2 separate regions of the Homo sapiens genome follow, and region 2 is linked to region 1. Evidence: chromatin loops called from intact Hi-C (ENCODE). Cell type or tissue: heart left ventricle. All regions are shown on one strand.

Region 1 (8,000 bases):
GAGAAAAGTTAGGGGCAAGGAGGATGACACCACAGAAGGATGCTGTAAGACCAGGCTCCTCTCTCTCCATAGCGTAAGCGCCTTTCCAGATGGCACTGTCTGCCACAGGTGTGTATGGTAAACATGGAAGTCAACTGAGTCCACTGGAAAAGGCCCTCTTTCTCTGCCTTCTGCGGATCCCTCCTCTGCCCTCACCCCCAACTGCTGCCAGTGCCAAGGAAATCAGTAATGATTAATTCACTCCTATATTCTACTATGCAAATAGGCTGTAAAAAGCAAATGAAAACAGTCTCTGCCAGGCCTGTCCGGAAGCTGAGCATTTGGGTGATATTTTTATACATCCAACAAATGCTACACCTTACACAAAGGAGACTGGAAAATAGGAACTTTTCTTCCAAAGATTTTCAGGCTAACGACCAATTAGAATTGGTTATTCACTTACAAATAAACTAGTTATGCAAATAAAACTGCCTAGATTTGAAAAAGCACTGCCTTATAATACAGTTTTGGAGGCATACATAAGTAAATGTCATAAGAGTGACCTTTTTAAATAAGAAGGTTCTCAACAGCGAATGAAAATGTTGTTCCAAAACTTCAAAGAATCCATTAACATGCATAAGTTTGGCCACAATAAGTTAAATTACCAAGAACTGACTGGTCTAACACAGAAGCTGCTAAAGGTATGAAATCCCCTCCTTGGGATTTCTTGCCAAAGTGGCCAAGAATCAGAAAAAGACAACAAGGAAGGAAAGGGGTTATCTAGAAGTATTCGGCATTTTTAAACTTGTGGCAAGACACGGAATTTATCTCAATAATTACAACAGCAACATAAAGAGGCAGCATGTTCTTAATTCACAAAAGATTCCAGATAGAACCTTGAGAACCACAGCCTTTAGAAGGAAAGCTGTAGTCTTAGGACAATTGGTTGAATTTGTGAATAAAAACAACCTCAGGGAATTGAGGCAAAGTACACGGGTGTTGGTATTCAAAAACCATCTGATTACCAGATTAAAGTTCAAGGAGATATAGATTTGAATTTAAAGATAGCAGATATTTAAGAAAACCAGACAGAAGCTATTTTCCTGCAGTTGTGTTTTCTGTAGAAAAGAGTGTCCAGGAAGAAAAACCATAAACAATTAAGGTATTACTCTTATATACATCAGCATGTTTAGGATAAATCTAGGAAATTATTTTCTTACTTTAGAGGTAAGAAAAGAGTTATAGTTGGCACATACATCAGTTGAGTTTTTAACATGGCTACAATCTCTTTTTAGAAATATTATAGACACAACATTTCTGACCAAATTTGTAGAATAAGTATAGTTTTACAAATAAACTGTACTTGAATCAGAGACAAATTTTTTCACTGTGTGTCATTAGCATTGGGTCCAGATTCATAAATGCCAAAACAGTTTAGGCTCCAATAGAGTACAGGTATCTGAAACGATACTTTTAGTACTTCTAGAGTAGGCCTTTAATTTTCTTTTCAGCTGTAAATTTACCTGCCAGGAAAAAACTGAATAGTTTCTTCCCGTTCTGTTCACTTCATCAAAGTCCAATAAAGGAATTAAATGAAGCGACAGTATTATATACTGTTACCTAGATCTTGACCTAGTAATTGATTTGATATCCTTCTTGTCGTCATCTAATTTCTTGTCCTCCGAAGATTTCGTGTCTTGCAGGTTCTCATCACCCTCGTCATCGGATTTGATCTCAGAGCTGCCAGAGGAGACACTCTGCCCCTGTAGTCCTGGTGGCATGCCTGCCGAAAAAGAGAAATCAGGTGACATGTACACCACAATCTCACTGCCTGCACACCAGATTGCAAGGCTGCCAGCAGACAATTCATACTGCTGAACTGTGATCCTTCTGTCACTTTTTTTTCCCCCTGCTATCTGTTGAAGTTTCAAAAAATGCACCTGCAGAAACAAGTTTTCCCTGCATTGGCTCTAAGGTTAAATTCTATTTTGCAATCTTTTGGAGTAGATGGTAATTTCACTGTCTACAAAACATCAACTTAATTGCAATGAAAATCATAATCATGAAAATCACACAGCCAATGTTCTGATTAAGAACCCAAGTAAATATCAGCTATTATATTGAGTTTCTTCCATATGCAATGATTTAATAGAAAAATGTCCTTAAAATATAATTCCCAGGGAGTATGCTAAATATGTGCAGTCAAGACTTCAATAGGTACCCTAATGATATTCTGAAATTAGGCTTCTCTTATTCTCAAGAAGTAATCAGCATTTTAAAATGGTACATATGGAAGGCAGTTTGCTACTCATTTTAGAAATTTCTAGCTTTATCATTGCTCAACTTTCCAAGTCACACTGCATTTTAAAACACGACCCTAATGTAGTAATTTTTTTAAAGGTAGAAGCATATCTGTCAAGTATTCCTCTTTATTTGTAATCTGTGTATTCTAGAACCTTGCCACTCAAACTTTGGTCCATGCGGCCTCATCATCTGTGAGCCCATTAGAAATGGACAATCCCAGACCTACAGAAGTGGAATCTGCATTTTAACAAGATGCTCAGGTTGTGCTTATGTGCAGTTTGAGAAGCACAGGTTTAGGACAAAGAGGGCAAAATCCAAAGCCTCCTGATAAGAAAGGTCCTGGCCAGTTGTGGTGGTTCACACCTGTAATCCCAGCACTTCGGGAGGCTGAGGCGGGTGCATCACTTGAGGTCAGGAATTCAAGACCAGCCTGGCTAATGTGGTGAAACCCTGTCTCTACTAAAAATACGAAAAATAGCCAGGCATGGTGATGCATGTCTGTAATCCTAGCTACCCCCTGGGAGGCTGAGGCAGGAGAATCGCTTGAACCTGGGAGGTGGAGGTTGCAGTGAGCTGAGATCGCACCACTGTACTCCAGCCTGGGCGACAGAGTGAGGCTCTGTCAAAAAAAAAAAAAAAAAAAGTCCATAAAATGATTATTATTCATAAAAAATGGGCAGACATACCCATACATATAATTGACACTCAGATCTGTACAATGTTGAACAGCTGAAAAAATGCCCACATGTATTCCTGTGGCAATGTTATCATTTTTATATTAAATGTGAAGGGACTGAGAAGATGTTATCTAAGCGACTCCTAGTCAGCTGGCCAGCAATAGCCCAACTTCCTGGGGTCATGAAAAGCCGCTCGTAATCACCGGTATGAGGCAATCATTAGAGGGCTAGATGACTCAAGAGCGAAAATCATGCAACCAAGCTCCATTTTTTAAATGCACCTATATTTCCTTCCATCTTAAACAACAAAAACAATTTCCTTCCTTCCTATTCATTTGGAAATATCATTTTCAGGCCACAACTAACCACATTAGAGGACCTGAATGAGAAAAATGTGGAAATAGCTAAAATAAAATTTCCTCTCATCAGTCTGTGGCCTCATTCCCTGCTGATATAGGACCAGGATTTCAGAGGATGTTTGAGGAAAACAGTCCCTGGAGAAACACAATTAGCGGGCGAAGTTCTAAATACTTTGCCATTTCCTTACCATTTTTGTGCCCAATTTGATTCCTGGGTTTCTGCCAGTGCTTCTTGAGGGATGAACACCAAGAGGCTGGGTATCAACACTGGTCCTATTGTGAAAGTGAGGTCAGAAGTGCCCTGGTGAGGCCAACCTACCTCTGTAAGGGTCCTGGGGTGGGTTCAGGTCAGGGGAAGTCGCAGACTGGACAGGAAGCTGTGGAACCGGAACCTGGTTTGGCAGAAGAGAATGGCTGCCTCTCAGGGCCACGCCATCTTCACGATGGGTCCCCACCTGAAAGGGCGAGAGGAACCAGAGAGGTGAGCAGGAACCGGAGGTGCGACAGCTATTTCCAGAGGCCAAGAGGACCTGATGAAGGCTGGCTTTTCAAAAACCATACTCCCAAACGCGTTTCACTAGAGGGCGCTGAAGGACCGCACATGCACCTATAGTTCCCGGCGAAAACACTTAACACTCAGTAAGATGCCGTGCTGTACATTCAGTGACAAATATGGCAGAGTAGCTCAGGCAGGTAAAACGTCAAATTGCCTCCCAGGGTGCTGCAGTGGAGCGCACTGATTCGTACCCATCTGTCTTCTATCATGTCCGCCAACAGATCTGACAATTATCTTAATGCCCATATGCTTAATTGTGAGCTTCTCAATTCCCCCATTGCTATCGGAAATCCTACAGGAATTTCAATTTGGCATTCGACTTTCATTTCAGGGGATAAGATTCTCAGGCCTGCCATTTTTTTTTTTCCATAATGCCAGCTAAGCCTCTGACAGCGGAAGCTACAGCAGTATGGGACACAGCCTCTGCTTGGTACAAATATAATAAAATGTCACCTGGCTTTCCAAAACTGGCAGCCCATTCCAAATTAATGTTTACTGTATTTCATCAGCTGCTGAGTTCCAAATCCAAAGGGGGATGGTTTCTGCCAATGCCACCACACCGGAAAATGTACCAATAAAGGTTTTATTAAACACACCAGTAATGCCATCATTGCCATGCAAGGAAGGATGTTTGGACATTTTTCCATTTTTTTCCTCACTATTCTGACCCTAGAAAGACACCATATTGTAAATACTCTTTATGCTTCCAAGAATAAAATTATAGAGTACAGCATGATTACTTCATTAAAAAAATACTGCTGAGCTTTTTATTAACTACTACTATCGACTCTGGGGTCCAGAGACATTGAACTTGTGGCACTGAGACAGCAACTGCCTACTTCATAGCACATGCCTTCAAGCGAAAACATGAAGCATTTGTCAACTAAGAGGACAATCAGTAGTTCACATTTTCTTTTCTATTTCCAAGTATTTTCTTAGCCTATGGTTAAGTGAGCATTTACACAGGACGGTGGGTCTAAAACACAAAAAATTAACCATACATTTATACTGCTATGAATCAGGTTTATTTTTTTTTCCAGTCAAAAATATGAAACCAGAAAGGAGAATCATCACTCTTGTGTTACCAATATATTTTAAAAGGGTATTTCCAAAGAATGCATCAACAATAAGTATCTGAACCAACAACAAATTCACAGGACCTAATAAGCACATGCTATTTAAAGGCAGCCATGTATTAAGTATCACCTATAATATTTTGCTTTTTACTGAAAATATATTTAAGTAATTGATCCTGAAGTATGCCATTTTTATATTCATGTGTGCATGTGTGTGTGTGTGTGTGTGTGTGTATGCACTCCAACTTTTTTTTAAATTTTGGGTGGAGATGATCACATAAATCATATTAATTGTTTGGATTCAAAATACAGCAAGAATAAGACAACACTTGAGGCTTATGAGCCTCAGGAAGTATAAATGAATGTTTCAGCAGAGAGATGTAGGAAGTCCAGCACTGCTCCCCGGTGCCTGTGTCGCAACACAGAACTTTCTGAATGGTGGTTATTTGGCCTCTGTGGGGTGCTTCAAATGTACTGAGACTGATATCTCCCAAAGAAGCCCATTCCATTTTTACCACAAATTGGCCTCTTTGTAGATTTCACTCACTGATTCTAGTTTCAGCTTCTAGAGCTCTGTGGCGTTAAGTACAAACCTTTTTTTTTTTTTAAACATATTCAACCCTGTTGCCTGCCACACCACTCCTTTCCTCTGTGACTGAAGTCTGCTCTCTTATAGGCAGACCACGCCCACCTGCTCCAGCAACCATTTGTAACTCACTCTCTTATATATTTTAATTTTTATTCAGAAGCATGATAGCTATTTTCCATTGAGGTTTTGATTTGCTATTTTTATATTCATGCATTAGAAAACGGATTCAATCAATGATTATCCTTTCAATCTAAGATGTCAACTTGTAAGCATGAATTTTTACAGGCCTTGATCAAATGGTGGCTCTTTATGTCTGTCAATCAATATAAACCTAAATAATTCTTCGTGCTGATTCATATTTATTTGTATTCCCAATGGATCTAATTTCTTGAATTTCTACAAAGGATGACTCTAAGTCAAAATCACTGAAGGTAACCACAGATTTGAGCATAGAGGAGAAGTGTACTCCTATTTCAGAATCATTAACACTCTCAAGATTTCTTTGCAAGCATCTGTGACATAACTTAAGAGTAATGTTTTGCTTTTTACTTAAAATATATTCAGTTACTGCTCCTGAAATTTTTTCCCTCTAGATCACATTGAGGTAAGTTCTCAAAAGAGAAAAAGAGAACCCATGCAATCGTACATGACAACTGGTATGTAATAGGTACATAATAACTGCAGACAGAATCATGTGTTTTGACTGAAAATACTTGCATGTTATATAGAAATAATAGCCTGTGTAGTTCAAGAACCCCCTCAAAACTCAAGCTATCTTCAGTTACGGTGATCTTTGTCTCTATTTTGTTAAAATCCATTTAATTTTAAATCTTTCCCCTATACAATGACTGTAAACTCTTAAATATTATAAATATATCTGAGGATATAGTTGTTCCAACTACATTTTTGTTTGGATTTTAGGCCCATATGTTACCTAACTCCATCTATTTTCTATAGATCATCTTAAATAATATCAATCATTTTCCATAAAGAATGTTAGAGACAAAGTTGTTCTGACTTTTTTTTTTTTTTTTTTTGGAGACAGAGTCTTGCTCTGTCACCCAGGCTGGAGTGCAGGGGTGCAATCTCCGTTCACTGCAACCTCTGCCTCCCAGGTTCAAGCAATTCTCCTGTTTCAGCCTCCCAAGTAACTGGAATTACAGGCGCCCACCACCACGCCGGCTAATTTGTCGTGATGTTTTAAGACTCCCCTTGTGTCTATTCCAGGTCATGTGAATGCCCTCTGATAGGTCCAGAGCCATGTAATAATGAGCTTGATTCTCCAGGATAGGATCAACTCCATTGCCTGTGGCTGTGGAAGAGTATTCCAATTTGAATAATTGGCTTGGCTTTGCTTGTTTCCTTGGCCACAGATGGCATATTCTAACCCTGTTTTCTTCTCTTTCAGAAACATTATTTCTGGTCACATAAGAGACAAGGGAAGAAACACAGTGGACTGTCGGCACAAATCCATCGCTAGAATAACACAGAAATAGATGGAGAAACTCACACTGTTCTCTGTATATACAAGGGTCAGGGATTTGCCCACTGGCATTAAGGCGGCCCATTCATAGAATGACCCATGTCTGCTTCAAAATGAGCTGGGGCATCCAATGATCTTGGCATTCTGAACTTAAATACGTCATAATGTGACTAGGAGAAAGGAGATTCCCACAAGTCAATTCTAAGCATGACATTTCGTCCCTATTTTTAGAAAATCCATACTTCGTTAAAGCTCTATTTTGATAACCTTTTCATAGAGATAACAATAGTCTAAAGTTAAAAGCCAGCTTATGAAAATTTTATTAATACTCATTGTAAATGTGAATCTTCCCATAGTCACGTATAATGCAGTTTTAGTGATATCTATGCTAAAAATAGAAGATAGAAGTGAAATTTAAAAATTATTCAATGATTATTCATTGATTGATCAGAGAATGCATTTACTAATTTAACAAACATTTTCTAATCTAGCTCATGCCTGTCACTTTGGGAGACACTGGGGATAGAATGAGAAATAACTCAGATGTGGTCCTGGTTTTTGTGGAACTCATAATGATTCTTGGGGGGATTTTTGTATGCTGATCAATTTAGTGGGGTAGTTTTAATAGTAAGGAAGAGAAACCTATTTGAGTTTGTTCAAATAAAAGATTTATCATAAATAGTTTTCTGTAGCTTAGGTTTTGGACTCAGAGAGCTCTTGGGAACCGAATGCCACTCCTCGCCTCTGCTGGGCTATTCAGCCTCTCTCCTCTCTCTGGGGGGACCTCTGCTTCTCTCTGGCTTCTGCCCTCTCATGATGACAGATTGGACTCTTTCTTCATGATACCTCTTGGTGCATTCTTTCTGGTTCTGTACCTCCTGCTAATTTCCTCTTTGTCTTTGTATTTCTAAGCTCAGAATGCCAAGATCACTGGATGGCCCAGCTCATTTTGAAGCAGACATAGGTCATACTATGAA
Region 2 (8,000 bases), 850 kb after region 1:
TTAAAATGATGAGCAAGTCAGGGAATATTTTCAGATCTGAGAGAAAACTAGTAACAATTACTCTGATCATTGAATTATTCACATGGTCTAATTTTATGTTTTTGGAACACGTCGCTCAAACTATGATCTTCAGTTTTGTCTTCTGAGAGATAAGAATAATAATACCTACTCAAAGGGCAGTTGTGATGATAGATCAGCTATTATACATGAAATTTCATGATAAATTACAAAATAGTATCTAAATATAAAGAGTTGCTGTGAATGTTATTCTTCCCTCCTTTAATTCTTTCTTTTAGTTTTATTTTATACTAGACAAATTTCCTGCATGGTCTGTCTCCTCTGTCATTGTCCACAGGACTCAGAAGCTGTAGGAATATTCAGGCACAGACACCAGACCCAGCTTCATCTCTAACTTGTGGCAAAGGACAGTACATCCTGGGATGGGACCCTATGCTCCCCTATGCCATTTAGACAGAGCCTGGGGAGAGTGACTTCCCAGGGTATCCATGTTGGAATCTCTCATTTGATTCTTATTCAAATGTAAGTCATTCTCCGAGGCCCATATAAAGTCAACCTCATCCTTGAAGCTTTGGGTTTTATTTCTTTAATGTGCTTTGTGTATACATTAATACTTAAAATTGAAATCTGGACAAAAGAAACTGTGTCTCTCGTAATGTAGTGATTCACATATAATAGGTTCTTGGTACTTACTGAATGACGAATGATTGAATCAATTAGCAGATGGATGGATGGATGGACGGATGGATAGATATGTTGTCATCATTCTGTTCATCCAGCTGTCTCAGCATGGCTAAAATTTACCTGCATGTCAGGAGCCTGATATTTCCCTTTTCTTCACTATCCAAATGAAATGGCTCAAGCCTCTACCCATGTCCTCCACACTCTTCCTGAAACCTTTGAGCATTCCCAAGGGAAGGCTGTTGTTCTCCAGGGTCAGTCATTGGGCAGCCTGCCCTAAATTATCTATCTCAGCTCCCATAACCAACATCCTCTTTCTACACTACTTTGACCCAGACTTAAGCACTGCTCTACTCTCTCCCAACACTCAACACATCTCTGGGCAGATCTTAACTAAAGCTTTAAAGATAGAAGTGAATGGTTTCAGCACAGCTCAGAATAGGAAACATTGACAACTGAATATTAATCACCACTACTCTTAAAAGCCCCTCAGTTATCCACTCCACCTGGATGTCTGCATGGCTGTCTTTTCTTTCTAGGCTTCTTGCCAGCCTCTTGCCAAGTTGCTCAGCCCTCTCCAACCACCAGTGAGGCATCAGTGACCAGTTCCCAAAGTCCAGTTAACTTTTTATGTAGTGCAGCTTAGCTCTCTCTCTCTCTCTTTTTTCATCCTATCTTTTAAGATAGCAGGGGCATCGTTTACAAAAAAAAAAAAAAAAAAAAAAAAAAAAGCATATCAGAATATTTTCCTAAACAAAAAGCTATCTCCTCTGAGATCAATATTTTCACTTCTCTGCCAGGCAAAAGTAATGGAAAGTCAGTGTTTTGTTTGAAATAGTAAATATTTCCTGAATTTGTCATTTTTAAAGTTTTTTTCACTTGAGATTTCCAGAATCATGGAAGTTAAACTTATCTCCTCAGTAGCCTTCTCTCTGGTAATAGAATACCCTCAGGACTATTCATTCCATCTACTTCCAGAAGCCATCACCAAAAATTAACTTCTCACCTTCTCGGAATGCCACATTTTAATGAACATTAACAATGGCATAACGTTTGTTCCGTCTTAAACATATTCAGTAACTTATTAATGCATACCGGACACTTGAGTGCAGACTTTTTTTCACATCATAAACATTGATTATAAGAAAAGCTTGAATTATCACCAAACTTTGAGCTTACCAGTTAGTCTCCATCTGTTATTGTTATTTAGGCTTTAGGACAAGAAGTTCAGCAATGTATATGTTGGGTCTACCAAGTCTTCAATCTTAAACTGCTTATTTTTTCCTCATTTTCTGCTTTCTAGATGATCCAGCTCCTCCATTGTCTTTCATGTGAAGTTTTGTCTTGTAACTAATCCCACAGCCCTTTTTCCTTGAAATTGAATGCCCTATCTGCCTATATGCAGTTACTACCATTCTACTCCAGATTTTACAATGCCTCTGCTATGTGATATCCTGGCTCCACAAACAAATTATACAATTTTTATTGGTGGGAGGCAAGTCTCACATTTATTTATGAATCCATCCTGGTGCCTACCCCTGTGCTAAGCACCATAGAAAATACTCAGCAAACACTGTTGAACATTTAAATAAAATAAAGAATTGCTAAAAGTCTTTTTACCATGTAAGAGTTCAATATAGAAGCTTAAAGCAGGAAGAAACTTAGACCTCCCTCTTATGCCAAGTAGAGAATTTGATTAACTTGGTCATTAGTCAATGAATATTGAGCTCTATTGGCAAACAGCTGTCTGTTAAGCACTATGGGAGACACATATGGTAGATAAAGCAAGTTCTTGCTCTCATGAAAGTTAAGATTTCTATTAAACATTTTCCTTTTGCTTCATTGAAAAGACATTTAATTTGTCATACATTTATAAGATATGGGTCAGGAAACACCAACACATTTAAACTCAGGTAACTATATGGTAAACAAAGGTGGAAAAAAGAGGTAGCTTCCATTGAAACATCTAATAATTACTAGCTCTTTCAAGGCTAAAAACAGTTTGTCTCCATGAAGTCACTTTAATCTAGTCCAATTGTTAGACAAAAACATTTTACAATGCAGACATTTTTGGAAGGCAATTGACCATGTATAAAAAACATCTGTATTTTTCAAGCAAGATAGTGGAGTGTTAAATTTTCTGTTGAGGTCAGCTCTCCAGCAGTGTATTTGATGATTTCATTGACATCCTGCTGCAGTTTCTTTTAAGGACTGGTAATTTGAAGTTTTTGGTTTCTCTTTTTAAATTTTCATCACTTCTGTTAGAGACAAAAATATGGGTTCCCCTTACAAGTGATTGTTTAAAAATGTGAAAGTCAAACAAACAATTAGTGTCCTACCAGATTGTCAATACTAATGGTTATGAGAATTGGAATGGTGACCCCAGGACAAGCAGTCTTTTTGGAAACATTTGCAGTGATGGCCTGGAAAATGTGAGGTTAAGAGAATATGAGAGGTAATCTTCTATGGCAGGAGAGCCTGCTTGGAATCTTCCTAAAAAAATAAGCAAAATCAAAGGCCAATCCTGTAAAATTTCCAAAACCCTTCACTGGAGTGGAATATTGCAATCATGAAGAAAGTCGCAGTAGAGAAAAAAAACAAACAAACATAAAGCATCAAATCTTATCCAACTTTTTGACAGCTAATCACAGCCATGTTAAATGTTACTGGGACTAAGAGCTTGAATGGTGTCATTAATGTTTTGGCCTATGAAATGTTGGCAGATAATTTATGTATTTCATGTGTAATGAAGCAAACCATCATACCACCCTACCTAAGGACGTTCTTCTATGAAATCACCTAAGAATTAGATGCAGACGACGCCAAGGCTTTCTGGATACTGGCAGAATCAAGTTTTTTTCTATGCAATGTCTGTCCTCCCAGTCTTGCCCCACAGTAAACACTTCAGCCTCACTTAGGTATAAGCCAGTCAGGGTTAATCCAACTATCCCAAGGAGGGCACAGTAAAAAAATGCCTCATTTGCCAACTTCTGCCCTCATTTGGTTTATTTTGAGCACTTCATTAAAAATAAAATGTATTATCACCTCTTCATTTATCTTCCCTATCCAGAAGGTTTGGCTGAAAGATTGATCTGATTCCAGATACTAAGGAAGTATCACTTTGCAGCCAATCACTCTGGGTTTTCTGGTATCCTAACCCAATGCTTTTAATAGAGATGTGTTTTCCAATGCAGACTCTCCAAATGCTATTTCCTACCAGTGTGCAGAGAGAGGCAATGCTGACAATATTTCTACTCATCTTTTAAGTTACTGGAAGGTGATTCTATAGCATATGGCTGTTAAGTTTAACAAAAGTAGGGGGAGGAGGAGAAAGGCCTGGCCATGAACATTCAGGAAGCTGGACCAGCGCCACCTGAAGGAGCCAGGAGGCCAGGAGGCCGGATGTGCACAGATCCCTGGGAGGAAAAAGAAGCCAGAACAGCTTAAATGGTCAAAGAATCAAATGTAAAGTGAGCTGCAAGGGTCAGATCTGGATGGAAGCCCAAATTCTGAGTCTCCGCATCCGTCCGGGGATAAACTTGGCTCCCAATCAGGGCTGACAATTAGGCCGTACAGTTAATATTTTTACAGCTGTTTTATTAATAACACATACAGTGCATCCAGCCAGGATTTGTTGGAGACACCTCAGGAAAACGAATGATGTAAATAACAGATGGATGTAGAATATCCCTACAAACAGGCATAAAGATATTCCCTTCTTGTTTAAAAAGAATTTAAATAGACAGATTGTAGATAAACAGGCAGACAGAAAGGGGGAGAGAGAGGATTTATGATATTTGAGGTGGTGGTTGCATGCGTTCACATGGCGAAAGACATGGACGTAAACATATACACTCTCTACATGGGAGGAGATGCTCAAAGCTTTGGCTTCTGGAAAAAAAAAATGTTTCATAGTGCAAGGGCTGAGCACCACAGCCTGGGGGCCCACAGAAGCAGGTATGCTGATGTGGCTCCTCAAATAGCTCCTCTGATACGTGGTTCAAGTCCGGAGACAACTTGCATGGCTTGTCCAGGCATGCCTGAGCCCAGCCTTGACCCCCAGGCTGTCCTGGGGCATCCTTTCCTCTTTCTCCTTGTCAATATGCCATTTGAAGACCCAGTGCACTCTTTTCAATTTTGCATCAGAACTAGGAGCAGTGGTATTTCAATCTGAAAAGAGAAATTAAAAATTCAGGATCTTCATGTCTTTTGTTTTCACTCCTACTATTTTTTTTTTTTGTACTGCTTTTTCATGTGCCTGCTGCACTGTGCTCCTACCATACTTTGCAACCAGATGGCTCAGGAACGAAGAACAAAGGCCACTAAAAAGTGGGCGGGGAGAAAAGGAGAAAGAAGCAGAGGACTGAAAGTCAAGGCGAAATCAGAGATGGGAGCAAAGCTCAATTGCTTTAATCACTGATACATTTTGGTTGAATTATGAACCTAGAACAGACACTCTTCCCAGTGATCCTGTATGTGTGCTGTGTGTGCATTGTGGTGTGTGTGCCTGTACCACACGCAGCCACATCTCCAGTCTTTTATTTCACTGGTAGGCATTAAAGCCAGAATGTATTCTTTGATGTATCTCTGTGTTCCCTGACATGTGTCAAAAGTGGCATGAGATGTCTTTTTCCAGAGAGAGAATGGTTGAGCTCAGATCTGGGCACTGAGAATGAGCCCATCTGCCTGGGAAGAAAGTGTGGTTGATTCAGAAGGGCTCAGGAGTTGTATGACCTGCCATTTCACAGTGGGTGACCTCGGTCGAGTCACATCCCTTCTCTCCTTAGTTTCCTCCTCCAGAAATATCTACCCCAAGGGATGCTGGGAGTGTTAAATAGAATAACATGTTATAAACTGGGAAGCACTGTATGAAAAGATTGTGATTATTCTGGAGTATTGCAACTTCTTGCAAAATTTTACAAGTGGCTAAGAGTTGTCTTCGATGCTTTTCTGTGACCCTCCCGACTGTATTTCATGCTTTACTTAGACCCCCAACCAAGCTTGTCTCTCCAGATCATGCTGTACACTGTGAATCTTACCCATGGTTCCCAATTGAACTTACTGTTTGTGTATCATTGGAATTTTATTCAATTATAGAATGACCTAATTGTCATTTAGGCGATTAATTATTTTGCTCGTGAACCATAGAAAGGTTTAATTTTTAATCAGGAATTTCTGCAGTCCCAAAGCCTTCAAGCAAAAGGAATGACTATCTAATGGTGAAATTTCACATAGATCAATGGGACTCAATAACTTTAGAAAGAAAATATTTGTTTTACTTCTAGTCAAGAATACACACAGAAGCCTATTCTGACTCCTGATAAAGTTAAGCCAGCATCCATGCATTAAAGGGGGTATGAGCTAAGAAAGAAGAAAGACTTCATGTGGGGTTCATGAGCGCTTCTGCTGAAACCTTACTTGTACCTTTACATCCTCCAATTGAGCTGAAATTTTCTTCTCACTGCAGTGTGCATAGCTACACTCTTCTTTTCAGCCTCAGACAGTGTGGGGATACTTGTGAAAATGACACTGCTTGATATTTTCATTTTAAATGAAGCCACGTGTACAGATTATGCCTTCTCTGATACTCGTGAGGACTCTGGAAGACACTGAGGGAAATTTGATTTACAGATGAGTAAAATGAAATGCAAAGAGATAAAACGACCCCCTTATCTCCCCGGGCTAGGCAGGCTTTTGAAATGCACAATGCACCTTCCCCTAGTCAAGAGGAAGAGAAATGATTGGTCATCCTCCTTCACATGGAAATTCAGGCAAAAGACCTGCGCCCATCTGTACCAGAGGCCCAGTTACTAACTGATGCTCACAATCTCACGTGTTTGGCAGCAAATCATAAGAAAAATTAAAGACTTGGGAGTCAGCCTGTAAGTTTCAAATCTTGGCTCTCCTGCTAACTCTATGTTCTGAACCTCTCCAAGATTGCTTAATTTCCTCAGTCTTTGTAAAACAGCATCATGATTACCTAACACATAGGGTTGTTGGGAGTGTTCAATGAGATGATGCATGGAAAGCAATTGACACGGTGCCTGGAAACGTAGTAAGTGCTAAAAAATGTTACATGAGAGTATTATCATTACGGCTCAGTGAGCAGGTCCCTTCTATCTTTGGGAATCATAGAATATTAGAGCTGGACAGAAACTTAAGAGGGGTGTTTTTTAAGCCTCTTGACCAAAATCTTTATTAAGAAAAACACTTTATTGTATAACCTAGTACAGAAAAATATATTACTTGCCAGCAAAATGGAAAGTTAATGTTTTTCAGAAATTGTTAAAAACTGGGGCTTGTTTGTGATTGCTTCCGGCATTTACCTCTTTATATTTTTTTCATTTTTAAAAGTTAATAAGCATGTTATAGAGGAACAAAACAATTTCAATACACACACGTATTGAAACAGAAATTTCCTAAAACAAGGCCTATTTTCGCTACTTGTAATACACTCTGATATTTTCTCTTTGGTTGGATTCTGTTTTGTTTTCTTCTAAAATATTGGTATGACCCACTAAATTGTCTTTAAAACCTCTTAATGAGTCACTGCTAATGGTTTGACAAAGCATTTCTTTTCATAGATAAAAGGCTAAGGCTCAATGTGGTTTGTCCAATATCTCTTATATGACTAGGCGCAGAAGTTGGTCTTGGACCAAGGTCTCTGGGCTTCCAATCTTGAGAGACCTAGAGTCACTAAAGGGCACCAAGATGCAAGGACTTGCTTTTGATGCTTTTGTATCCTGAAAGTCTGGAGCAAGAGCTTCTCCGTGAATTCACTGCCACTCAGAACATCCCAACAGATGTGTGTGGGTCACTCTGACACACTTGAAAATTTCCCGAACCTTAAGAAAGATCTGTTTTCCTCACTGCATTGGCAACACAGTTGGAAAGTTACTTGAATGTTTTTCAAAAATTGTTTATAGATTTGAAAACTGTTTTGGATTTGTGATTGCTTCTGTTGTTTGCCTCTTTGTATCATCTCGTTTTTGAAAATTTAATAAACACTTTGCAGAGGAGCAAAATAATTGGTCACACACTTGTGGGTTCCCAGATTTGTTTTACATGTGTATGCAATACAGAGTAACTCAAAACATGTTCAAACCCAATGCATCAAATCATTTCTGATGCTGTGGTCAAGACCAAAGCAGAATGTGAGTGAGCATCCACGGCCCTAGACCACATCACTCACTGGGCCTCTGACCGCAGTGCTTAGGGGACAGATCCTAGCCCCATTGACGCATGTGGCACCATTACAGCCCACGGCTGAAAGCTGGCGTGAAAGGCTCCCTCTGAAAGCT

The links. A loop is a pair of places that touch in the nucleus more often than their neighbours do. Peaks named below come from ENCODE experiments on the same cell type or tissue, not always from the same donor. Only the 100,000 strongest peaks of a DNase experiment are listed, where the experiment ranks them.
Region 2: a loop joins it to region 1, with 2.4 times the contacts of the local background. A loop is called at or near these places in 2 of 110 quality-filtered maps.

Annotation. Positions count from the first base shown.
Region 1 is chr18:55,230,910-55,238,909 of GRCh38, forward strand. It overlaps TCF4 (transcription factor 4), which reads right to left. Exons shown (of 20, transcript NM_001083962.2): 16 at 3,639-3,774; 17 at 1,600-1,762. Among named protein-coding and RNA genes, the nearest start is that of LINC01929, 110 kb to the left of the region's middle. RefSeq lists an enhancer at 3,749-4,043. In heart left ventricle, a CTCF peak has its summit at 3,900 (motif pointing right); a DNase peak (open chromatin) is centred at 3,892; H3K27ac peaks cover 1,948 bases.
Region 2 is chr18:56,079,082-56,087,081 of GRCh38, forward strand. The region is part of intron 3 of LINC03069 (long intergenic non-protein coding RNA 3069); the gene reads right to left. The region is part of intron 2 of LINC01905 (long intergenic non-protein coding RNA 1905); the gene reads left to right. LINC01539 (long intergenic non-protein coding RNA 1539) reads right to left here. Exons shown (of 9, transcript NR_040026.1): 8 at 6,124-6,308; 9 at 4,275-4,869. LOC124904363 (small nucleolar RNA SNORA73 family) reads right to left here and starts at 513; the gene lies at 313-513. In heart left ventricle, a CTCF peak has its summit at 4,075; a DNase peak (open chromatin) is centred at 4,090; H3K27ac peaks cover 2,250 bases.